2 separate regions of the Homo sapiens genome follow, and region 1 is linked to region 2. A link is a contact called in ENCODE Hi-C or POLR2A ChIA-PET data. All regions are on one chromosome and are shown on one strand. The core of a region is the stretch at or near the end of the contact, and the rest is flanking DNA. Distances in the headings are between cores, read along the strand shown.

Evidence for each region. A loop is a pair of places that touch in the nucleus more often than their neighbours do. ChIA-PET counts read pairs that join two places held with the same protein, here RNA polymerase II (POLR2A). Pooled maps may share reads with other maps.
Region 1: a loop to region 2 is called in a pooled map, with 2.8 times the contacts of the local background. The contact joins the enhancer-like site here to the promoter of LINC00543 in region 2. A Hi-C loop is called at or near these places in 2 of 50 pooled maps. POLR2A ChIA-PET finds 5 or more read pairs at or near these places in 2 of 52 experiments (Caco-2 and common myeloid progenitor, CD34-positive).

The regions. Positions count from the first base shown.
Region 1 is chr13:28,265,832-28,270,619 of GRCh38, reverse strand. PAN3 (poly(A) specific ribonuclease subunit PAN3) reads right to left here. Exons shown (of 19, transcript NM_175854.8): 10 at 3,744-3,905; 11 at 3,409-3,525; 12 at 3,219-3,320. Among named protein-coding and RNA genes, the nearest start is that of PAN3-AS1, 130 kb to the right of the region's middle. Within about 2 kb of position 1,764, at least 3 of the 41 ENCODE cell types and tissues checked have a DNase peak (open chromatin) inside an H3K27ac peak, as active enhancers do.
Region 2 is chr13:27,949,691-27,955,234 of GRCh38, reverse strand. It overlaps LINC00543 (long intergenic non-protein coding RNA 543), which reads right to left and starts at 1,709. Exons shown (of 1, transcript NR_135254.1): 1 at 1-1,709. RefSeq lists a silencer at 1,130-1,519.

The sequences.
Region 1 (4,788 bases), core at 515-3,014, 320 kb before region 2:
ACAATTCATGTACACTCATGGCACAACATGTCAATTTATATATGTGTGTGTATGTATGTGTGTAATTTAAGTTTAGTCTATTGCCCAAAGATTCCTGTCCGAGATTATGCCTTTTATATTGATACCAGCAATAGGGCTCTCACTGAAATGCTCTTTTCTGTAACCACTTAATTATTGAATAAAAATTACTTAAAGTAAGAATTTATATGTAATTGTTAACCAAATAAATATAAAAACAGAAACCGTAGAGGTTTTTCTACTTAAAATGTGGCTGGCTAATCCTACCCTGTATTATTGTTTAGGCATGTGAGAGCTGTTCATTGTGTGGCTTGATGGAAATAAAAGTCTCTACCATCACTTATGTTGAATGTTTGTTTTCCTTATATCACTCAGGCCCCTCTACCACAAAGGTGGATTCTATCAACTCATTAAGTGGTTTTTGATAATATTTTCTAGGTCATTGTTAATATGTTGTAAATCAGTAGAAAAGGAGACATATAAATTTAATCAAGATTTTGTAATTATTCCAAGGAATATGACCTTATATTCTTTTCTTTGTAGAGACACTTTTGCTACATTGCCCAGGCTGATCTCCAACTCCTGGGCTCAAATGATCTACCTGCCTCAGCCTCCCTAAGTGCTGAGATTGCAAGCATGAGTCCCTACACCCTGCTGATCTTATATTCATATTGTTGTAAAACAACCTTTTGTGAATCAGTTATAAAAAGCAACATAATTAAATGGTTAATTATGTACTTATAATAAATAGCAAATATGTACTTATGGCTTGGAATAAAATTTCTGGTAAGCAGCACATACAAAATTAAAAATAATTATCTCTCAATTTGGACAGAACAGAAGATAATATACTCTGGAAATATGTGTAAGAAGGCTCAAAAAAATGGGACCGGTAACAAATGCCAAGACAATGTGAAAAATGACTATGAACTGTTTAAATGAAACTATTTAATTAATGTAGTAATAAGGAAACAAGAGTTTTTGCAGCAAACATATAGTGCTTACTGTGTGCCAGACTCTGTTCTAGTTGTTTTACTGATATAGACTCATTCTGAATCTCGTATCAACTCCACATGGTATGCTATTCTTCTCATTTTCTAAATCAATATATTTCTTATACTTTGCTTTTTTTTTTCACTTGTGCTAAGATAATAAATTACATAGTGTAAGAAAATGGTAGGCTTTTATGCATGTATGGTATGGTTAGGGAAGTTACGACTACTCAAACAATATTTTAAACTATTAGAAAAAAGGACTACTTCCTATGAAAATATAAACATTAATATATTAATCAGTGAACACCAAAAACAGAATAATTATGATTAAAAAATTACTGGAAAAGAATGCTATAAAAGAGTGGTTCTCAAAAGAAACCACTCCAGCATTTGGCAACATCTGGAGATATTTCTGGCATTACAATAGGGGTAGAGGGGGATTGCTACTGGCATTCAGTAGGCAGAAGCCAGGCCCTTCAGTCAGAAGAGGCCACTATAAACATTCTGAAATGCATAAGACAGCCCCCACAAAAACTTAAGCAGTTGAGAAACACAGTTATAAATTAAAGCCAACAGTCATTTCACAGGTGTTACTACCAAAATAAATTTGAGCAACAACTATAGTCATCTATAAGAATAGTTGTACCACATCCCCTTCCACAAAATTATGCATGTGTCTACAGATGACATAGCAAAAGGAAAAAAATGACCACATTCTATGACCAGATTTTAAATGTGAAACAGCCATGTAACCACAACTTTCTTTTTTCAACTGTCAGGATGCAAAAAAAAAGAAGTAACAAGTAAACAGAAGTAATATATTTTTGTCTATAATTAGAGTCTTGAAAGGAGTTGTAATCTGAAAGATACTAGAATATGGACTCAAATCTTTCTCCCCTCCTCTTTAATTTTCAAGTCAAGAAAATCTTAAGATTAAAAAGCATAATAACGTGATGCTGCTTTCTTGCCCCCATAGACTGAGACCTTCCCTAAATACATAAATTAATGAATAGACATCTCAAAATGGATTTACTTTTCTCTGAAATCATTTACCCTTTAACACACATTTGTTAGAATTCAAGTATTCTGGTTGTTTGCAAAATCTCAATGATAAAACAATTCTTTAAGTATATATTAGAAAGGGACAAAGAAGAAAATATTTCATGTTTAAGGAAAAGTTACTTAAAATTCTATTTTGAAACCTTAGATTAAGTAACATGGAATCCAACCTTCAAACAAAAGCATTTGTTTAGGGAAATAATTACATAAAGAACAATATAGTCATAATAGGAATCATTAAATTATATTCAGAGAATATAAAAACTATGGGGAAAATACCTATAATAAAGAAAAGATGTAATATGATATAAAAGGTTAAAACAAAAAACAATGCAAAAGGAGACAAAAACAAAACAAAGCAAGATTGAAAAGAAATGTACTAAAAGATTCACAATGGTTGTACTTAGGCAGGGAAGCCAGAGAGACTATTTCTAAGCTATTGAATTTTCCAAGTCACCTTTATTAAGAAAGCATCATATTTTTAAAAGAAAAACATTTTAAAGAGAAAAACAATTTTAACACATTTCCAGTTAAATATCTGATATCTATGTGAGTCTTCAAAAATCTATCTTATCTTAGTAAATATGCAAAAGACATTATTTCCTAACTTCTTGACCATCATCTCCATTTCTTTGACATATTTCTTTTTAAAATGTGATATGGTTTGGCTGCGTCCCCACCCAAATCTCATTTTGAATTGTAACTCCCATAATTCCCACAGTGTTGTGGGAGGGAGCTGGTGGGAGATAACTGAATCATGGGGGTAATTTCCCCCATACTGTTCTCGTGGTAGTGAATAGGTCTCATGAGATCTGACAGTTTTACAGGGGGAAACCCCTTTTACTTGGCTCTCATTCACTTCTCTTGTCTGCCGCCATGTGAGACATGCCTTTCACCTTCTGCCATGATTGTGAGACCTCCCAAGCCACATGGAACTGTAAGTTCATTAAACCTCTCTCTTTTGTAAATTGCCCAGTCTCGGGTATGTCTTTATCAGGAACATGAAAACAACTAGTACAAAATGTAATAGAGTCTTTAAACTAAATGATTACAGGGAAAAATTATACGTATTTTAAAATAGAAAACTACTCTTCCACAGAGCAAAAGCATTAGTCAAAATATAGTTTGCCTGCATCTTTTTCTTACCCCACTTTCTCTTGGTGAAGTAGGCATCAGCATTAGGGTCATTAAAGTGTCTGCTCATCATAGTTTCTCCTCCAGCATGGAAATCATATGCAAACACAAGAGCTTAAAATAAAACACAAACACTCATTACTGAAAGCTGGCTTCAAATAATGAAGCTCACCAGCAGAAAGACAAATTACAAGTTACTCACAGGGCTCAGCAAATGCTTTAGTGGTAAATACTTCACGCAAAGTTACGATATTTGAGTGTTGAATTTTCTTCCACATGTCGACCAACACCATGCACTTTGTGTTAACAAGACGAAAACCTGGAAGACAATTTTTCTACTCCAGTAAACTCTAATTGACGTCTCCTTCATATTCCATCAGAAATGGAAAAAAATTGCCATATTTATACATTGCTCATGAGGTACTAATTTCCAAATAAAAATTTTTAATTCATATATTAAATAATATATTCAAGAAGGTTTGAATAATCTTAGCCTCAATGATACGATTATAAAAGAAGATAACTTATCTTCCTTACCATGTATCCTCCGAAGGCAATATGGCAGATCATCTTTGCTGTTTACAGCTTTGTAGCAAGATGTAATATATCCAAAATTACTTGATTTCTGTATCCGGTTGGGAGGTGGCAGTGGTTCTAGAGGGAATAGGCTATGGTAGCTGTCAACCTCTGTAGGAACTGCTAGAGTAATTCATAAGAAGATGACTTGAAAATACAGGCATTCATAAATCTTTCTCAAAAATACAGAAGACATGATATTTACTATAAACCCCTTGTGTATCACAATGTGCTCTTGTATTTTAGAATAGTGTAAACATTTATTACAATTCCATAAGACAAACTAGCTTCAGTATCAATAAAAATAGGCATTATATAATAAAATAACCAAAGAATAACTAAAGTTCATACATTCAAAAACATTTCCTTTTATAGCACAATACAAATTTGTTCCTCAGAAATAATTTTTATAAATAATTTGAGTTATCACTGAGATAAATTTTTCTGGAGCAAACATTTTATCAGGTTTATAATAAAAAAACATGTATTTTTTAATGCTTCAAATACCATCATGTTTTCCAATTGAACACCAACCTATACTTTCATTCTGTTAACTGTCTCGAATGACTTCGGAATGCTCATGATATTTTAAGTGAACGGAAGATAACCCAACATGTAGTACAGCCATAGTAAACCAACTAGAAGAAAATATAGCAGATGGTAACAATGGTAACCTTTTAAAGGGAGGATTATTATTCTTTTCTATACACTATTTTGTATTTGCCAAATGTTTTATAATATACATGTTTAACACTATTTTTAAAACATGGCATTATGTCTGTTAAAAAAAAAAAAAAAAAACCGGCCGGGCGCGGTGGCTCACGCCTGTAATCCCAGCACTTTGGGAGGCCGAGGCGGGTGGATCATGAGGTCAGGAGATCGAGACCATCCTGGCTAACAAGGTGAAACCCCGTCTCTACTAAAAATACAAAAAAAATTAGCCGGGCGCGGTGGCGGGCGCCTGTAGTCCCAGCTACTCGGGAGGCTGAGGCAGGAGAATGGCGTG
Region 2 (5,544 bases), core at 460-2,959:
CATTTCTACAGAGAAGTGAGAGTCTTGACATGCGTTAATACATCCAGTGTTATGATTGGTTCTCTTGGGTGGATATTTGTCCGGAATGGGAAACTAAAAAGCGATTCATCAAATGATCATGCCATGTGAAGCTGGTGGGTAAGTTTCTAGGAGGGCCTGGTATTACTGAGTAAAGCAGGGTGCTCCTTTTGTAAATCTATAGTCAGACAAAATAGACAAGAAACAAGCTCATTACCCCAACTTTTAGTTTATTCCCACCCACCCCCCACCCCCAACACTTCTACCTCAGAGAAACTATTGTCTAGATTTGAGTCTTTGAATGTTTTAGACAGAAAAATGGATGAAATTTGTTCTTTGCACATGCTCAAATGGGCCCGTTGTCTACAACACGCCTTGGGGAAGCGTTCGGCCTGGTATTCAAGTATCTCCGCGGATCTACCCCAGCCATTAGAGCAGATAGAGCTCAGGCAGCGCCGACCCGCCCCTTCCCCTGCGGCCGGCGCGGACCAGTCGCGTCCACTCCCGGCCGCCGCGGGGCCCGGGCTCCTTGACCGTCCTCCAAGGCCACTCGGAGCGCAGCTTCCCTGAGCCCAGAGCCTCCCCGCGCTCCCAGCGGGCGCCCGGGGGCTCGTGTCCCGCTGCTCTCGCCCAAGACGGCCGGTCTCGGCCTGCTGCCGGTCCTTGCTGGGTCTGCGCCGCTGCCCGGGATTCCCTGGAGAGATTCGCGGCGTCTCCCGAGAGGTGGCGCGCGGTGAGGGCAGGCGAGGTCCCGGCGCCGCGGCCTCCTGCCGGGTAGGAAGCCCGGGGAGCGCCTCTCCGCCGCCGCCCGTCGCCCCGGAAGTCGCGCCCTGAGATTCCGGGCACTTTCTTTTTCTTCTTTGGAATGGTGTGATGTCCGCGGTTGTTTTTGTCCTTATACCTGAAGACGCCAAGCTTTTCAAAAGGTGCGCGCAACTACGGCGCGGAGGTGCGGGGAACCTGGGCCGCAAGCGCCGAAGCCACTCGGTGAAGAAGGCCTGGAGCACTGGCCTTCGACCCGTCGTCGAAGACCTGGGCTGAGCGATGGTGGCACCAGGCCCAAGGGATTTGATTTTCAAAAGGCGGAACGGGAGCGCTGGTGTGTTCGGCCCGTCAAAGCTGCAGCCGCCCGCGGCCTCCGGCGTCTGGCCTGTCTCGCCTGCGCGAGGCCCCCGGCAGGCGGCGCTGCTGCTCCGGCTGAGCGGGCGGAACGGCCTGGACCCCGCGGCCTCTGTTCCCAGCTCTGCGGCCGATCTGAGAGCTGGGACTCCGGGCGGGGAGCGGGAGGCTGAGCAGGGGCAGCCGGAGCCGCCGCAGGAGGGGCTGAGGGGTGCCCCGCGGCCCCTTTCGGCCGCCTCGGTGGCTTTCCGGGCCTCCTGGCCAAGGGCGCTGGGCTGCGGGTGGGTCTCGGGGGGAGTCGCCTCGCATAGCAGGCGCGAGCTAATCTACTCCTTTCCACTCTCTCGGTGGCGCTGTGGCTCTTAAAACCCCCGCTCCTTCTCTTCACAGCCATCAGAAGGCGCGGCCTGCCACCTGGACAAACGCGGTCTCCCCCAGAGCCCGGTTGCGCCCCGAAGCCGGGTTCCGTCCCATCTCCGACAAAGACACTTCCTGATTTGCCCCTCGCCAGACTCCAGCAATTTTCTGGGTCCCCGGGAAGCTGATTTCGCCTCTGGGCTTCCATGATTAGTGGCAGCTGGAGCGCTGCTCCCCAACCTGGGCCCACTTTAGGGTGTGTGGGGCAGGGAGGAGGGTGGGGTCACTCTTAATCTCGTGTCACAGCTAAATAATTTACTCAAGGTCTTCTCTTCCTGCCAGTTCCCTTCCCTGTTCCACTGCCCTTGACTTCCTGCTTTGTGAAGCCCCGGGGAAAGGCCAACTCTTAATAAAAGTTAATATTAATAGAGGCCCCGTGCGCCGGGCTTCTCCAACACCTCATCTTCCCCTCTCACCTCCACCCACTCCACTCAAGCCCCTTTCCTCGGGGAATTCTTTCAAAACTGGAGATGGGACTTGTACTTTGGGGTATATTCAGGAAACAAGGACGCTTGGGCCACATTGTGTCTAAACCACATCCTCCTCCAGTTTCCATCAGCGCGGAGGGTGGCAAAGGTCGAGCGTGCACTCAGTAGCTGCCACACAGAAGCCGCGCTGGTTCCAAAGCAGTCCAGAGATAAGGGCGGGGGCCAGCCAGCAGGTTCTGCAGGAGAAATACCTGCTGGAAAGAACAGGTCGAGCGATTACCAGAGAGGCGGGGAACAAAATTTACCAGTGTTCAACAGATACTTTAAAAAAGGCAACAAACCAATATTGTACAAAGAATACGTAACAGTATCAAGGTCACTGTTCCCTGATGTGTGTGCGAATTCGAGCCTACTCATTTTCCCATAGCAAAGTCTAGTTTGGTTTGAGCTAAGGGCTTGGACAAACAATTCCTTCCAAGAAGGTTAAACAACGCAGAAATGTGAAAAGAAAAAAGTAACTTCTCCATCCTTTCAATTCCATCCCTCTATTAACAATGTTAACACTGTTGGATGTCATTTCGAGAATTTTTCTGTGCTTACACAAATACGTATTACATTTAAAATCTTGTTCTTTCTTTTCTGTCCTTTAAAAAAAACAAAAATGAAGTCACACTTTACTTTGTGACTTGCTTTTATCATTTAATAATATATCATGGATATTTCACCAGGTCATTACACATAAATCACATCAATTTTTAAAATGTCTATTGCATTATGTAAACAAAGATATAATTTTATCTATTTATTCAATCATTTCTTTTGAATATTTACTATGTTCTAAGTGCTGGGAAAACAGCAGTAATCATCACCATTAAAAATCCCTATTCTTGGGAAACTTAATTCTAGTGGGAAAAAATTTTAAATCAATTTATTTAACGATTTCCTTACAGATGAACATTTAAGTTGTTGTCATTGTTTTGCTATTACAAACCATACGAAGGTAAGCTTTTTACATATACCCTTTTGTAGTTTTGTATATTTAAAGGATAGATTTCTTAAATTTGAAATGGTAGGTCAAAAAAATGTACATTTTAAAACTCTAGTAAAGATAGCCATTGCTTTCCAAAAAACTTTAGCAAGTCACACAATTCACAGTCCCGTTGAGTGAGTTTCCCTTTCTTCATATCCTCTTTTACCCTAGACATTATCTCTTAAATTTTTGCCAATATGATGGACAGAAAATGGTAACCAATTTAATTTTTTATTCTGAAATTATTAAGCAGGTTGAGCATACTTCATGTTTATTGGGCATTCGCATTTTGTCTTCGATGATTTTTCTTTTCTAGTAAACAGAACCAAAAGAAATGGAGTGAGTATCCCAGCCTTCATGCTTGATTTTTAAACTTAAATTATTTTATTTAAGCTTTAAAACAACCAGCATTCATTTCTATGAGACAGATTCTAATCTAGGCCTTTCTGACATCAAACACTGTGTTATTTCAAACATTATTGAGTCTGCTCTCTGAATAGTGTAGACTTTGGGCCAGGCGCGGCCGCTCACGCCTGTAATCCCCGCACTTTGGGAGGCTGAGGCAGGAGAATCACTTGAACTCGGGAGGCAGAGGTTGCAGTGAGCTGAGATCACACCACTGTACTCTAGCCTGGGTGACACAGCAAAACTCCATCCAAAAAAAAAAAAAAAGTGCAGACTTTATAAGTATAAAGGAAGAGTGAGAAGTGACAAAGAAAACAGTAGATAGCAATTAAGGACATCCTATCTGAAATTTAAAAACAAATAACAGAACGATGAAAAGTATTTGCTACAAAAATGCCAGAAAATTGCTAACCTATAAAGAATCCAATACAAAATGAGAAGAAAACATAGACTTTTTTTTTTTTGAGACGGAGTCTCGCTCTGTCGCCCAGGCTGGAGTTCAGTGGCACGATCTCAGCTCACTGCAAGCTCTGCCTCCCGGGTTCATGCCATTCTCCTGCCTCAGCCTCCCGAGTAGCTGGGACTACAGGCGTCTGCCCACCATGCCCGCCTAATTTTTTGTATTTTTAGTAGGGGCGGGGTTTCACTGTGTTAGCCAGGATGGTCTCGATCTCCTGACCTCGTGATCCACCCATCTCAGCCTCCCAAAGTGCTGGGATTACAGGTGTGAGCCACCACGCCCGGCCGAAAACATAGACTTCTAAAGAAATATTGGCAAGGCCGGGTGCGGTGGCTTATGCCTGTAATCCCAGCACTTTGGGAGGCCAAGGCAGGTGGATCACAAGGTCAGGAGTTCGAGACCAGTCTGGCCAACATAGTGAAACACAAAAAAGTAGCCGGATGTGGTGGTGTACGCCTGTAATCCCAGCTACTCGGGAGGCTGAGGCAGGAGAATCACATGAACCTGGGAGGTGGAGGTTGTGGTGAGCTGAGATCACGCCATTGCATTCCAACCTGGGCAACAGTGCGAGACTCCGTCTCAAAAAAAAGGGCAAATAATAACCAAAACTAAAAAATCCAGTACTCAGTGCTGGTGAGGATATGATGAAACAGGCACCCCACAGGAATAATAAAATAATACATTAATATGTATTTCTAAATGGCAATCTGGCAATATAGTCACAAGTCATAAACTGCTCACACTCACTAAGTTCCATATGTAGAATCTAGTCTCAGGAAATACTAAAAAAATAGGGAGTTGGAAATAAGTATCCAACATTAAGGTTTTGGATCACAGTGAGGTATCATCTCACACTAATCAGAATGGCTATTATTAAAAAGTCAAAAAATAAGAGGTAGCGAGGTTGTGGAGTAAAGAGAATGTTTATACACTGCTGGTGGGAATGTTTAGTTCAGTCATTATGGAAAGCAGTTTGGAGATTTTCAAATAACTTAGAACTACCACCTGAATCAGCAATCCCATTACTGGGTATATACCCAGAGGAATATATCATTCCCCCCAAAACACAAATACACACGTATGTTTACTGCAGCACTATTCACAATGGCAAAGACATGGAATCAACCTAGATGTCCATCAATGGTAGACCGGATAAAAGAAATATGGTACATATACACCATGGAATACTACACAGCCATAAAAAGGAATGAAATCATGTACTTTGCAACAACACAGATACAGCCAGAGACCAGGAAAAGAAAACTAAATACTGCATGTTTTCACTTATAAGTGAAGCTAAACATTGAGTACACATGGCTGCAAAGAGTGGAACAATACACATCAGGGCTTACTTGAGGGTGGAGTGTGGGAGAAGGGCGAGGATCAAAAACTACCCACTGGGGCTAGGCTTGGTGGCTCATGCCTATAATCCCAGCACTTTGGGAGGCCGAGGTGGGTGGATCACTTGAGGTCAGGAGTTTGAGACCAGCCTGGCCAACATGGTGAAACCCCATCTCTACTAAAAATACAAAAATTAGTCAGGTATGGTGGTGCATACTTGTAATCCCAGCTACCCAGGAGGCTGAGGTATGAGAATCACTTGAACGGAGGTTGCGGTGAGCCAAGATCATCACTTTAGCCTGGGCGACAGAGCGAGATCCTGTCTC